2 separate regions of the Homo sapiens genome follow, and region 1 is linked to region 2. The links are chromatin contacts, found by Hi-C or POLR2A ChIA-PET in ENCODE. All regions are on one chromosome and are shown on one strand. The core of a region is the stretch at or near the end of the contact, and the rest is flanking DNA. Distances in the headings are between cores, read along the strand shown. Region 1 overlaps PCP4 (Purkinje cell protein 4). Region 2 overlaps DSCAM (DS cell adhesion molecule).

Region 1 (6,166 bases), core at 2,624-5,123, 160 kb after region 2:
TGAATCTGGCTTTGGCAACACTAGAAAGAAAGAGAGCATCCTCATGCTGCCAGATCCACAGGGGACAAGGGACAACTGGACCCACAGAGGCCCCTGGCTCACAGAGGCGTTCCCTCTCGGCCCCGTGATCAAGCCACGCAGGGATGGAAGTGAAATGGGCTCCTCCCAGTCTTGCTGTCAGCCTCTCACGGCTACGGCACAGGAAAACTTCTCTAGTTAAAGGACTGTGGTGTCTCCCAGGCTAAGAAGTAAAGACTACTTTTTAAAGTGAAACGTAGAAATTAGGTACCTTTACCAATGTGCAAAGCTGTCAGGAGAAAAAGTCACGGGTACAGGGTCAGACAGGTACCCAGACTCAGCCAGGTCAGGGGACCAACTCCTGGACTGTTCATTTTTGCCTTTGCTGAGCCAGGTCCTGGGCTGGGCCCGAGGGTCCCAAGCAGAAGGGACCCACTGCTTCCACTTTGGTGGCTCACAGCCTGGAGGGCCGGGCAGAGAATAAAGCAACCATCTCAGCGTGGAGGGGAGGAGCTGAGACCCAAGAATGATTGACATCGGGGGCAGCGGGGGAGTCCCCTAACTCACACCGCTGTCAGCTCTTGAGGGAGGTGTGCCAACCACTGACTGTCCCCACCAGCTGCGTATCACTGGAGAAATTCCTCATTGAAGTCTCAGTTCCCTCCCTGCCAAAGAAAAATGATAATCCATGCCTCCTACTGGCCACATCTAAGGAGCCTGGACCCAGCAGCCACGCTCCCCCCACTTATCCATCAGTGACAGCGTTTACCACAACAGCCATTGTTGAGTGATGTTAAATGGGTGGTTTATGAAAAGAAAGGAAGTATTTGTTCCTGAGTCCTCTTTAAAATTTTGCCCCCCGTTCCCAACGTCTGACTTCTGTTGGCCCCTGTCTACCACAGAGTTGCTGAGATTCTGCAAAGGAAGGAAAATAAATCCATCTCGTTCTCATGGTGGCTTGAAAGCTCTTGTTAGCAAGTGCTACTTAACAGCGTCTATCCCCCGGTGCTGTGTCTTCTCGTAAGTTATTTTTCTCCACAGTGCTGTCTTCTTTTTGTGCTGTAGCATCCTGATATCAACACTTCTAATGGTTTCAGGGTTTTTAGCTCCCCTGGAATGGCAGCATCTCGACAAGCAGTTCCCTAGATGGATCATAAAAAAGGGGAAAAACACGAATCCGCATATCTTTGGTATATATTGCACATGGGGACCATGAAGTTTCAGATATTGCATATTCCTCGCACAATTAATACCCCACACAGCAGAGACACAAAATGCAGGACTGCCTCCAGTCACCCCAGTAAGCCCTTCTAAGGGTTTCTTGTCTGCTTTCTCTGAATCACCCTGTTTATAAAGAAACAAAAAGGCCTGTTACTATGGTATTATATGTAATGTTATTTTGACGAAGGCTAATCAGGCTCTTAGATGATCCATCTTTGAATGAACAGAGAAGCAAAGCACAGGGATTGCACAGTGAAATGGCATCAACAGCCGGGCAGGTAAGCACGTAGCTGAAGACTGCTTGAGGCCACCTCGATCATTAAGCAAATGGATTCTCAGGAACATTGAAGACCTATCATCAAAGGCAACTTCAAAATCAAAGTTGCTGAATTTGTCTGATGAGCAGAAGAGACTTTTATGCCTACATTTTGTGACAGAGACAGAAAAGATTTAATTTCTCGCCAGTGATATTTTTGTCATCTATAATTCTCCTAATAACATTCCAAAAATTGAGCATTAATTTAATCCCTAAAGGTGTAGAAATTCATGTCAAAAGAAAACTTCAGCTAGAAGGTTTTTTAAAAAAAAAAAAACCAAAAAACAAAAAAAAAGTTGGTTAAAAAAAAGTGATGGGATTTTCAATGACAAAGGCATTAACCTTTCTAATTCCTCCTCTCTTCTTTCATTCTCACCTCTGGAAGACCCAAAGGCTGAAATTCTGCCTCAAATACTACGTTCTATTCCTGTCATTTTTTTATCCTGACCTTTATGGTAAGAGAATTAATTAGCATCACTGCAGTTTAGGCAAACCATTTATAAACGTACCATCATTTTCAGGTATCCACGATTTATTTTATTGGAATTAATTTTATACTTTTTTTCACAGCTATATTTTTAAAATTCGCATTTTCTACTTTAAAAAAATTCTTCTTTGTGCCAATTTTCATGCTGAAGAACACTGTTTTCTATTTGCAAAAGTAGGATATGGCCGTTGTGAAATTTTTGGAACATAAATGAGCAAGGAAAAATGCAAAAAGCCACCTACAATTCAACTAATCAGAGTTAATCCATGTTAATACTTCAGAATATTTTCTTTTCATCTTCTTATAGGTGGACATATATATAGTCTCTCTTTTATAAAACCAACCACATGCCATATATATAATTTCATAAAGATATACATTACAACTTAAGGAACAGTTGCTATTTAATGACTTCTGTGTGGACTCTTCTAATTTCACAGATTTCACAGTGAAATGTCCAGCCCACACTGTTGAGTTCATTTGGAACTCCCTCTGACTTTTCAAATCTTACATATTTCATACTTGTCACTTGTTTATTTTTGAGATGGAATTTCTCTTTTGTTGCCCAGGCTGGAGTGCAATGGTGTGATCTTGGCTCACTGCAACCTCCACCTCCCAGGTTCAAGCAATTCTCCTGCCTCAGCCTCCCAAGTAGCTGGGATTACAGGCATCTACCACCATGCCCAGCTAATTTTGTATTTTTAGTAGATTTGTATTTTAGTAGATTTAGTATTTTTACTAGTATTTTACTAGTATTAGTGTATTTAGTAGATTTGTATTTTAGTAAAATAAGCCACTTGTTTATTCAACTTGGCTCAACAAAGACTCATGGTGACGACTTTTGTGTTGCTGTCAGTTTCCTGAAAATTAATATCATAGAAGGTTCTGAATGGTCCTTGACATTGGGCAGAGCTACTACCACTTTTGCAGTATGGTGGGCTGAATTGGGACCTCCACCCACAATTCACATGAGGAAGCCCTAACCCCAAGTACCCCACAGTGTCATCCTATTGGAAGATAACATCTTTGCAATCGAGTAAAGAGAGCTCATTAGAATGGGCTCTAATCAAATAGGACTGTGTCCTTATTAAAAGGGACAATTTGAACACAGACATGCAGAGGGAAGACAGTGTGGACACACAGGGAGAAGACAGCATCTACAAGCCCGGAAGAGGGGCCTGGAGCAGATTCTCCCTCATGGTGCTCAGAAGGAACCAACCCGGCAGACACCAGGATTGTAAACTTCTGGTCTCCAGAACTATAAGAGAATACATTTCTGTTGTTTAAGCTGCCCGCAGACTAATTAATACATTCAGACAGCAACATAGGAAAGAACAGACTCATCCACAGGAGCTGATAGAAGCACGCTCAGGAAAGAAAGCCGGGCAAAGTCTGGCTCCCAGGCTCTGGGGCCTGTCCTGGCGTCCTGTCCCAGGGGAGGGAGAGGGTGCCTGGCTTTGGGGGATGCCCAGGGCACAGGGGAGGGCATCTCCTTCAGCGCAGCTTGGGTGTGTGCCCTCTGCAGGGGGATGTGACTCCACGGGCATGGGCTGAATTCTCTCCTGAACCCCAAACCACATGGAGGTAGGACACTCCCTGGGCTAGAAAGAAGAGATGTGTCCTCCCTCAACCACATGCCCAGAACTGTTTCTCCAGCCCCGAGCCAGAGGTTTCCCCAGCCGCCAGCCTGATGTCCTTCTCGGCTGCCTTGTGAGGGCAGCGCCTGGCAGAGGGACAAGCTGTGGTCAGAGCAGAGGGAGGGCAACCGGGAGCTCCGCTGGGCCTCAGGCTCGCGGCTAGGCCTCAGGCTCGTTGCTTCTTAGCAACCAACACCTCCCACAGCCCTGGCTCCCCTGGGACTACATGGTTGAATAGCCCCCTGGAGCAGGAGCAGGTGGCGCTTGCTCAGTGTCAGTTTGAGAAGGAGCAGGACAGAAACCCATTTAACGGCTCTGGCTAAGGCTGCTGTTCAGAATCAAAAGCGTTCCCATTCATTGAATGCCCTCCCTGCAGTCAGAGATCCTGGCATAATTTACAAGGACCAGGAACATAGGTCACTCTGGTGTCATTTTGTTACTTTTCTATACTTCAGCTATTCATTATAAAGTAACATTTATAAACTGTCGCACTATGAGATTTAATTGACTTAAAAGCTGATATGATCATGCTATACTCAAAACGGTGTAAATACCTTGCATCGTAATTGGGCTTATTTTTATTTAAGGTGTGCTGGTGAAGAATGTGGGCTCTAGGGCCAAGGGTAGAAAGAAAGGACTGACTATAAGCACACAAATAAACTTTTCAGGTGATAGAATAATCTCTGTCTCTCTCTCTCTCTCTCTCTCTTTTTAAGACGGAGTCTCCTCTGTCACCCAGCCTGGAGTGCAGTGGCATGATCTCCACTCACTGCAACCTCTGCCTCCTTGGGTTCAAGCAATTGTCCTGTCTCAGCCTCCCGAGTAGCTGGGATTACAGGCACATGCCACCACGCCTGGCTAACTTTTGTAATTTTAGTAGAGACAAGGTTTTGCCATGTTGGCCAGGCTGGTCTCGAACTCCTGACCTCAGGTGACCTGCCTGCCTCAGCCTCCCAGAGTGCTGGGATTACAGGTATGAGCCACCATGCCTGGCCAGAATAGTCTATATCTCAATTATAAGACTGCATGTCAGCTGGGTGCGTTGGCTCACTCCTGTAATCCCAGCACTTTGGGAGTCTGAGACAGGCGGATCACCTGAGGTCGGGAGTTTGAGAACAGCCTGACCAACATGGTGAAACCCCGTCTCTACTAAAAATACAAAATTAGCTGGGCATGGTGGTGCATGCCTGTAATCCCAGCTACTTGGGAGGTTGAGGCACGAGAATTGCTTGAACCTGGGAGGCGGAGGTTGCAGTGAGCCAAGATCACACCATTGCACTCCAGCCTGGGCAACAAAAGAGAAATTCCATCTCTCAAAAGAAAAAAAAAAAAGACTGCATATGTCAAAACTCATCGAACATACAACTAAAAGGGGTAGATTTTACCACATGTAAATTACACCTTAATAAACTTAACCTCAAAAATAAGTGTGCTGGAATCCAACTACCCAGGTAATCCCAGCCCTGGTCCCCAGCAGCTGTGTGGCCCAGTTCAGGTCACTTAACTTCTCTGAGCCTCAGTGTCTGTTTTTATTACATGAGAATAACAATATACCCACCTCATTAATGTGTGAGAACTAAATGAGATAAAAACACTCACATTGCATGGATTTGGTTTCTAAGAAAAATCAGAGAGCAAAATAATGGTAAAACAGGCTTAAGAAGAGATGTTTCTCCTTTTTTTTTCATTGTATTCAACTTGCAATATAGTAAAAGTAATGAAAACAGTGCATTGAGCTCACAGTTGAAACACTGGGAGTAAATATGGCTGAATCACCACAAATAAATGATTCTGCTCCTCAAAGCCTTGGCTTCTTTATTTGACCAGTTTCTTTTTCATGGTGAATTAAAATAAAATAGAATACAGAAAATATGTACCTCACATGGATGTCAAGAGACTCCAAACAAAGAATACTGAGATTTGTGTCATTTTTCTCATGAAGGACGTAGGCTCTACCTGTGTTACGAAGTTGTTAATTTCAGCTGAAGTTTCCTGGATCTCTGATTCCAACGGATGCATTTTGTGTGTTTTGTACAAATCACAGCTCATATTTTTTTCTAGAAAGGGAAAATACAGGAGGAGGGAACGCTGATGACAAAGAAGAAATGTGGATGGAAGACTGGGAGAACTCAGTGGCCCTGTTACAAGGTGTGTGCATCTGCTCTAATCAGCAGCCTCTCCCCAAACCAGAGGTTGGGTCAAAGGGCCCAGGAATCAACATGCAAGCACCTCCATTTATGCCAGCTACAGCCAAATTCACCTGCACCCCCCAACCCCACCAAGCCACCCTTGGCAACCCCATGGATCTGTAGGATGCTAGGACAATGCATCAATGTAGGTGTCTACCACCTTCTGCATCTGAACTGTACACAAAGGAAATACTTGTCCATCCAACCCACTTCTTTGATTGCCTTCCTGAATTGGTGTTGAATCCTTAGATTAGTCTCAGAATAAAGGCTGCTGGTATATGAGCCAGATGCTAGCTAG
Region 2 (5,540 bases), core at 2,357-4,856:
AATGTAGACACGGAGCCTCTCGTGCTGGGTCCAGTTGTAGGAAGCTGTCTCTGTGGAAGAGCCACCCTCTTTGAGGAGTCGAGTGACCGCCACGGGGCCGGACCTCCAAGCCAAGCCCAGGCGCCTGCTGTGGTGCCAACCTCACCGCACCATGCGCTGGGATACTCACAGACATCTTGGCAGCCTTTCCTCTATTTCTCTGCCAGGAAATTTTATTCTAACTTTGAGAGGCTTTCCTTTCCTGCCAGAGACTGAGTAATTGGATTTTGTAAGGTTCATTCTGTTCAGAGCCTTTTTTGGGCACAGAAGTCGAGCTGTGTTGTTTACGACTTTCGCATCCCTGTTGCAGTGTCAGGGCAGGGCTGCAGTATGGTCCCTGCTGACTGATAAACTCTTAGCAACAGCATCCTGGGCTGCAATCTTTGAAAATTTATGAAAAATCTGTATATCCTAGCCAAAGTCTCCCTTGGAGTAAAAAAGCTTTTTAAAAAGTATGAAACATATCACAAGGTAGTAATGAGAATCCTGGCCCACCAAATAATGACCCAGCTCAAACAGCAGCTCCTGCTCCAAGCACTAAGATGCCCAGAACCCATCCAAACCCAGGCTCCTGCCTCGCTCACCTTCAAGTGCCCACGGCAGTAGGACTTGGGAAGTCTGACAAGTGAATCATGTAGGAGAAGTCAGTTAATGGATGTTCTAGAGTGCTTAAAGCTTACAGGAGGTGGGAAGAAAAGGAACATACCTTGAGTCCTTTAAAATAGAGCAATCAATAAGCTCTGAAGACTGGCATGTTTTCTTCTCTTTTATTTCCCCTCCAAACATTAGCCAAGTTCAGAATGAGAGCAAACCTCAGTAGAGAGAACTGTAGTGGCGATTTTCTAGTCCTGCAAACAGAGCTTCCCAGCAGCCAAAGGGACCTGTCTTCATTGACAGCCTCATCACTGGTGAGGGGGCTGGCATCGCAGATGATGTCTCAGAGAAGCTTTTGACAAACACATAAATCCAGAGTTCAAATCAATGTTAGCTTAATGAAAAGCCAAGCCCAAAGAGAAAAGAGAGCTCCTTCTCTGCATAGTCATGGTTCTTCTTAGCTCATTGCTCCCAAAGCCAACCCCTAGGAAGAAGCTTCTATTCCTAGCACTCTAGAGTAATGCTAATTCAGTGCTTGAATTTTCAATCATTTTTGTCACTTTAGATGGGGCTATTATTGTGGTTGTCATTAACAATAACACAAGTGCCTCAGGAGAGAAAAGGCCAGGGAGTGGTTGGAAGGGAGATAAACGTGTTTGGCTTTCTGTGTTCCTGCCATCCTGTAGATGATCGCTCCACGGTTCTGTTGACGGATGCTGACTTTGGAGAGGCAGCTAAGCAGAAGTCCCTGACGGTCACTCACACGGTCCATTACCAATCGGTGTCTCAGGCCACTGGGCCCTTAGTGGATGTTTCAGACGCTCGGCCGGGAACGAGTGAGTGGTCAACAATGCTTAAAATGTGTGGGTGTTAACAATGCTGAAAACATAGTAATGTTCTTTCTCTCTCAAATGAAAATGTGTGGCTTTTCATACCTATGCCTGAGAAACAAATGGGTATAATAACATCCCTAATTGGGATAATGAGCTGTTATTGATGGATCTTGGCTATTATTATGTCAGTTGAATTACTGTTAGTATTGGTTACTATAAAAAGTGCTAGAAATTTCAGGTACATGTATTTATTTTTTTAATTTAAGCAACACAGAAAAGGAAAAAAGTAATCTACTTTAGTGTGTATCTGCTGTATGCCAGTATTGGGATAGAACGATGATGTCATGCACGTTATCTTTGCAACAATCCTGTAAGATACCTACTCGTGAAGCAGGTATCATAGCCTCTATTCTGCAGATGAGAAAACTGCAGCCTCAGATAAATTATGCAAACAGTATAAAGTTGCACACATAAGTAGTAAAACCAAGATTCAGAAACAGACCCATCTATCCCCAAAGCTTATGCTTTTGCCCCTGAACACACTGTTTGAGAAAAATTATAATTCTAGTTAATGTGAAGATTATGTTGGATTTTGTTATTAATATTTGCATCCATAATATATGGAAATTAATTACTGCAATGAAGGTGAATCCCCTAATATGTATCTAGAGCTTATTAATTAGATACTCTTATTTCTTCATAATTGGAATCGTTCCTAAATCTCTTTAAAGACTGAGAAATTGATGTCCTGATTATTATCATTTTGGAAACTTTGACGTCTAGCTTTCAAATCTCTAATCAATTTCTTTGCAAAAATTTACATTCTTAGAATAGTGTGTTATTATTAGAAAAATAACTATTATAATGTTAAAAGCTATTCTTCATAAATCCTAGCTTGGGAAGCATTTGCGAAATGCAGTGAGCTTTATGAAGTAAACCCATTGCCTACGAAATAACATTGTAATATACAGAAAACAGTTTCAGCAGGCATTGAAATTCATTTAAAAAATGTTTTCAAGAATATTCTACATTCTAAAGAAGTCTTTTACCTCTTCCTTTTGTCTAATCTTCTTACCGCCTTTCTTCTTTGATCACATTAATACATTCTGAAGACATAAACGGGATATGAGTGGGAATTAGCTTTGCAAAGGGGTGTGTGCCAGAGCCTTGCTCTTAAAAAATGATCCAGACTGGGCGCAGTGGCTCAATCCCAGCACTTTGGGAGGCCGAGGCGGTCGGATCACGAGGTCAGGAGATTGAGACCATCCTGGCTAACATGGTGAAACCTCGTCTCTACTAAAAATAAGAAAAATTAGCCGGCCTGGTGGCGGGCACCTGTAGTCCCAGCTACTCAGAAGGCCGAGGCAGGAGAATGGCGTGAACCTGGGAGGCAGAGCTTGCAGTGAGCTGAGATCACGCCACTGCACTCCAGCCTGGACGACAGAGCGAGACTCTGTCTCCAAAAAAAAAAAAGATTCAAGGGCTTTGACATCTCTTCAGCCGTTGGCTTCTCCCTTGTGAACTGCCTGGTGTGGCTTGCTGCTACTCCAAGACACTGCTCCAATGGGTTTAAGAGCCACTTTTTTGCTGCTAAATCAGAAAAAGTTACAGATATTGAAAGGATTAGATTTTTAGAGTGATGCAGCATTGGCTTCAGCATTCTGTTGGAAACGGTGGCAGAAGAGCAGGCAAAAGAGACAACAGAGCAGATGCCCTGGGTCTCGTTCTCCACCTTTACATGCATCAGAATCACCTGGTGCCTATTTAAATATCAATTCCAGGCCTCCACCCAGAGATTCTGGCCTAGGAATCCGCATGGTAACAGACACCCTGGGTGATTCTGATGCTGGCCGTTTGGACCCCACATTGAGAAACACTGCCCCAAGGGTTAGAAATGTTTCCTGCATGTAACGCAGCAGGGCAGGACCCCTCCGGCACATCAGTTCTTCCTGCCAGGTAAAAAGCAACATGCATTTCTGCTTCCCTGTCAATGGTCAGCTAGCAGCCGAGAATGCATAAAGCTAGTCATAAATAGTTAAGACAGGAGAAGCAGCAGCCCAAAACAAAAGCACTGGCAACCTTCCAGCTTCATGGTCAGCCCCAGAATAATGGGGAAGTTGATTTGTTGGCATGTAAAATATCAACAGAGACATGAACCGGAGTCACAGCAGATACTGTAAACCAGTGGTCAGCGAGTGCCAGGCAGGACGCACATGGGAGGGACGTGTGTGTATCTCATGGCTATAAAGTTGGAAGCAGGGCTGGGAATGTTAATGCGTTCATTCAGCACTCAAAAGTATTTATTCAGGTTTCACTTTACGTATATGGCTCAGTGCTGTATGATGGAGATACACCATGAGTAAGATGCAAAAAGACATTCATTTCATCCTAGTCAGGGGGCAGACATTAGACATGGAACTAAAGTAGTTTTCATTTCTCAGTAAGTCCTAGACAGAAAGAGAATGAAGCCATGGTGAGTCAGCGGGCGTGTGGAGCAGTGGGAGGGGCTCTCTTGGGTCCAAGTCATTCAGGAGGACTTCCAGTGAGGGGAAGACATGAAACAAGATCAGAGTCACAGCAGGAGCAGAGGGGGCAGCAGGGAAAAGCTCCCAAGGTTCCCCGCATGATGAGGATGGAAGTGGCACTGGAGCACAGTGAAAGGCAGGGAAAAGGTGAGACAGAGAAACAGCTGTCCTCATCTTTCAGGGTCCCCTAAGCCAGTGCCTGGCAGGTGCATTTCATTCTGAGAGTGCTGAGATGCTGTCCCTGGGGCTTAGCCTGATGATCACAGGGAAACACTATAGCTTATAGAACAATGTTTCTGTCCTTTGTGCTGAATTTCACTAAATGATGTTTACCAACATCAAGCAAATCTACTCAAATGCATGCATCAGTCTCTGGTTCCCCCCTCACTCTCCAAATTGAGCGTATTAATTTAGCATTTGCAGAACCCTCTGTATTAGTAAAAGATCTGCTGGATCATTTTTTTCATTAAATCTTCCTCAAAAACCACAGTGTGAGGGACTGACAACACTCCGTGTTTTATTTAGAGTTAGAAATGGTAGGTGACTGGCCCCACAGTGGGTTCAAGAGTCTGAAACCCATGAACTTTCTGAAGCACAGTCCCCCACTAGCTTCTTGCACCAGAGCTTCTCACCTCTGCCCAGGTGTTTATACCTCTGTGAATTCCATGGAGCCGGTTCTTCTCACCACAGTTTGGCATACTTGCAGAGAATCATTTGTATTCTCTATTTTCTCAGCTAGAGAACACATCGTGATTCTATTTTGTATGTTAGGACTGTGTTGTCATTGCAAGAATTCTTTATTTTTAAGAAAAGCATCTAAAACATGTTGCTTGCATACCAGAATGACTGCATTGTAGAAGTTATGTTTCTAGGCATTTTATTAGTTTGCCAGAGGGTTGCAACAGATTCTTATGAGGATGGAAGAAATCATAACAATTTGCTATTTATCTCTGTCAGTAGTGAAAACACATCCCTTGGCTGGTTCTGCTGCACTGATTACTTCTCTGTCTTTCCTGTGGATTATAATACACTGGAAAACTAGGACTCTATCCATGTCCTCATCCCCATACCAGCCACAGTGTCTGACACAGGCATGTAGTGGATAAATACCAATCAGCCATCAAGTTCTGAGATCAGAACAATGGGAATGGAAAAGAAAAGACATTGAGTCATGTTTGCTGCATAGGAATCATGGGCACGGCCAGCTGTGCCTGTGCCATGTGCCCGGAGCACTTGGGCACATTAATCTCATTTAAACTTCAGGACAGCTCTTAACGTGGGTGATGACATCACCTAGTCTCAGAGACTAGGGGATTAGTCAGGTCTGTCTGACAAGGTCACTTGGCCAGCGACACAGCCAGGGAGTAGTGAATATGAACTTCCAGCCCAGGCAGCCTAATTCCAAAGCTCTCACTCTCAGTCATTCTACATGGCCTTTAGGTAGAGATACTACATATAGAATATGTAGAGACTAAAGAATAGACTTCACATGTACGCACATTCAATGACAAGAGCTTACAACATGGACTTGAATCTTTATTGCTGAGAC

What was found. A loop is a pair of places that touch in the nucleus more often than their neighbours do. ChIA-PET counts read pairs that join two places held with the same protein, here RNA polymerase II (POLR2A). Pooled maps may share reads with other maps.
Region 1: a loop to region 2 is called in a map of sigmoid colon, with 4 times the contacts of the local background. The contact joins two enhancer-like sites. A Hi-C loop is called at or near these places in 4 of 168 maps with a recorded cell type or tissue (aorta, ascending aorta, prostate gland and 1 more) and 6 of 50 pooled maps. POLR2A ChIA-PET finds 5 or more read pairs at or near these places in 2 of 52 experiments (Panc1 and WTC11).

Annotation. Positions count from the first base shown.
Region 1 is chr21:39,883,023-39,889,188 of GRCh38, reverse strand. All of the region lies in intron 1 of PCP4 (Purkinje cell protein 4), which reads right to left. Among named protein-coding and RNA genes, the nearest start is that of PCP4, 19 kb to the right of the region's middle. Within about 2 kb of position 3,873, at least 6 of the 41 ENCODE cell types and tissues checked have a DNase peak (open chromatin) inside an H3K27ac peak, as active enhancers do.
Region 2 is chr21:40,047,887-40,053,426 of GRCh38, reverse strand. DSCAM (DS cell adhesion molecule) reads left to right here. Exons shown (of 33, transcript NM_001389.5): 30 at 1,320-1,469. Among named protein-coding and RNA genes, the nearest start is that of MIR4760, 160 kb to the left of the region's middle. Within about 2 kb of position 3,606, at least 5 of the 41 ENCODE cell types and tissues checked have a DNase peak (open chromatin) inside an H3K27ac peak, as active enhancers do.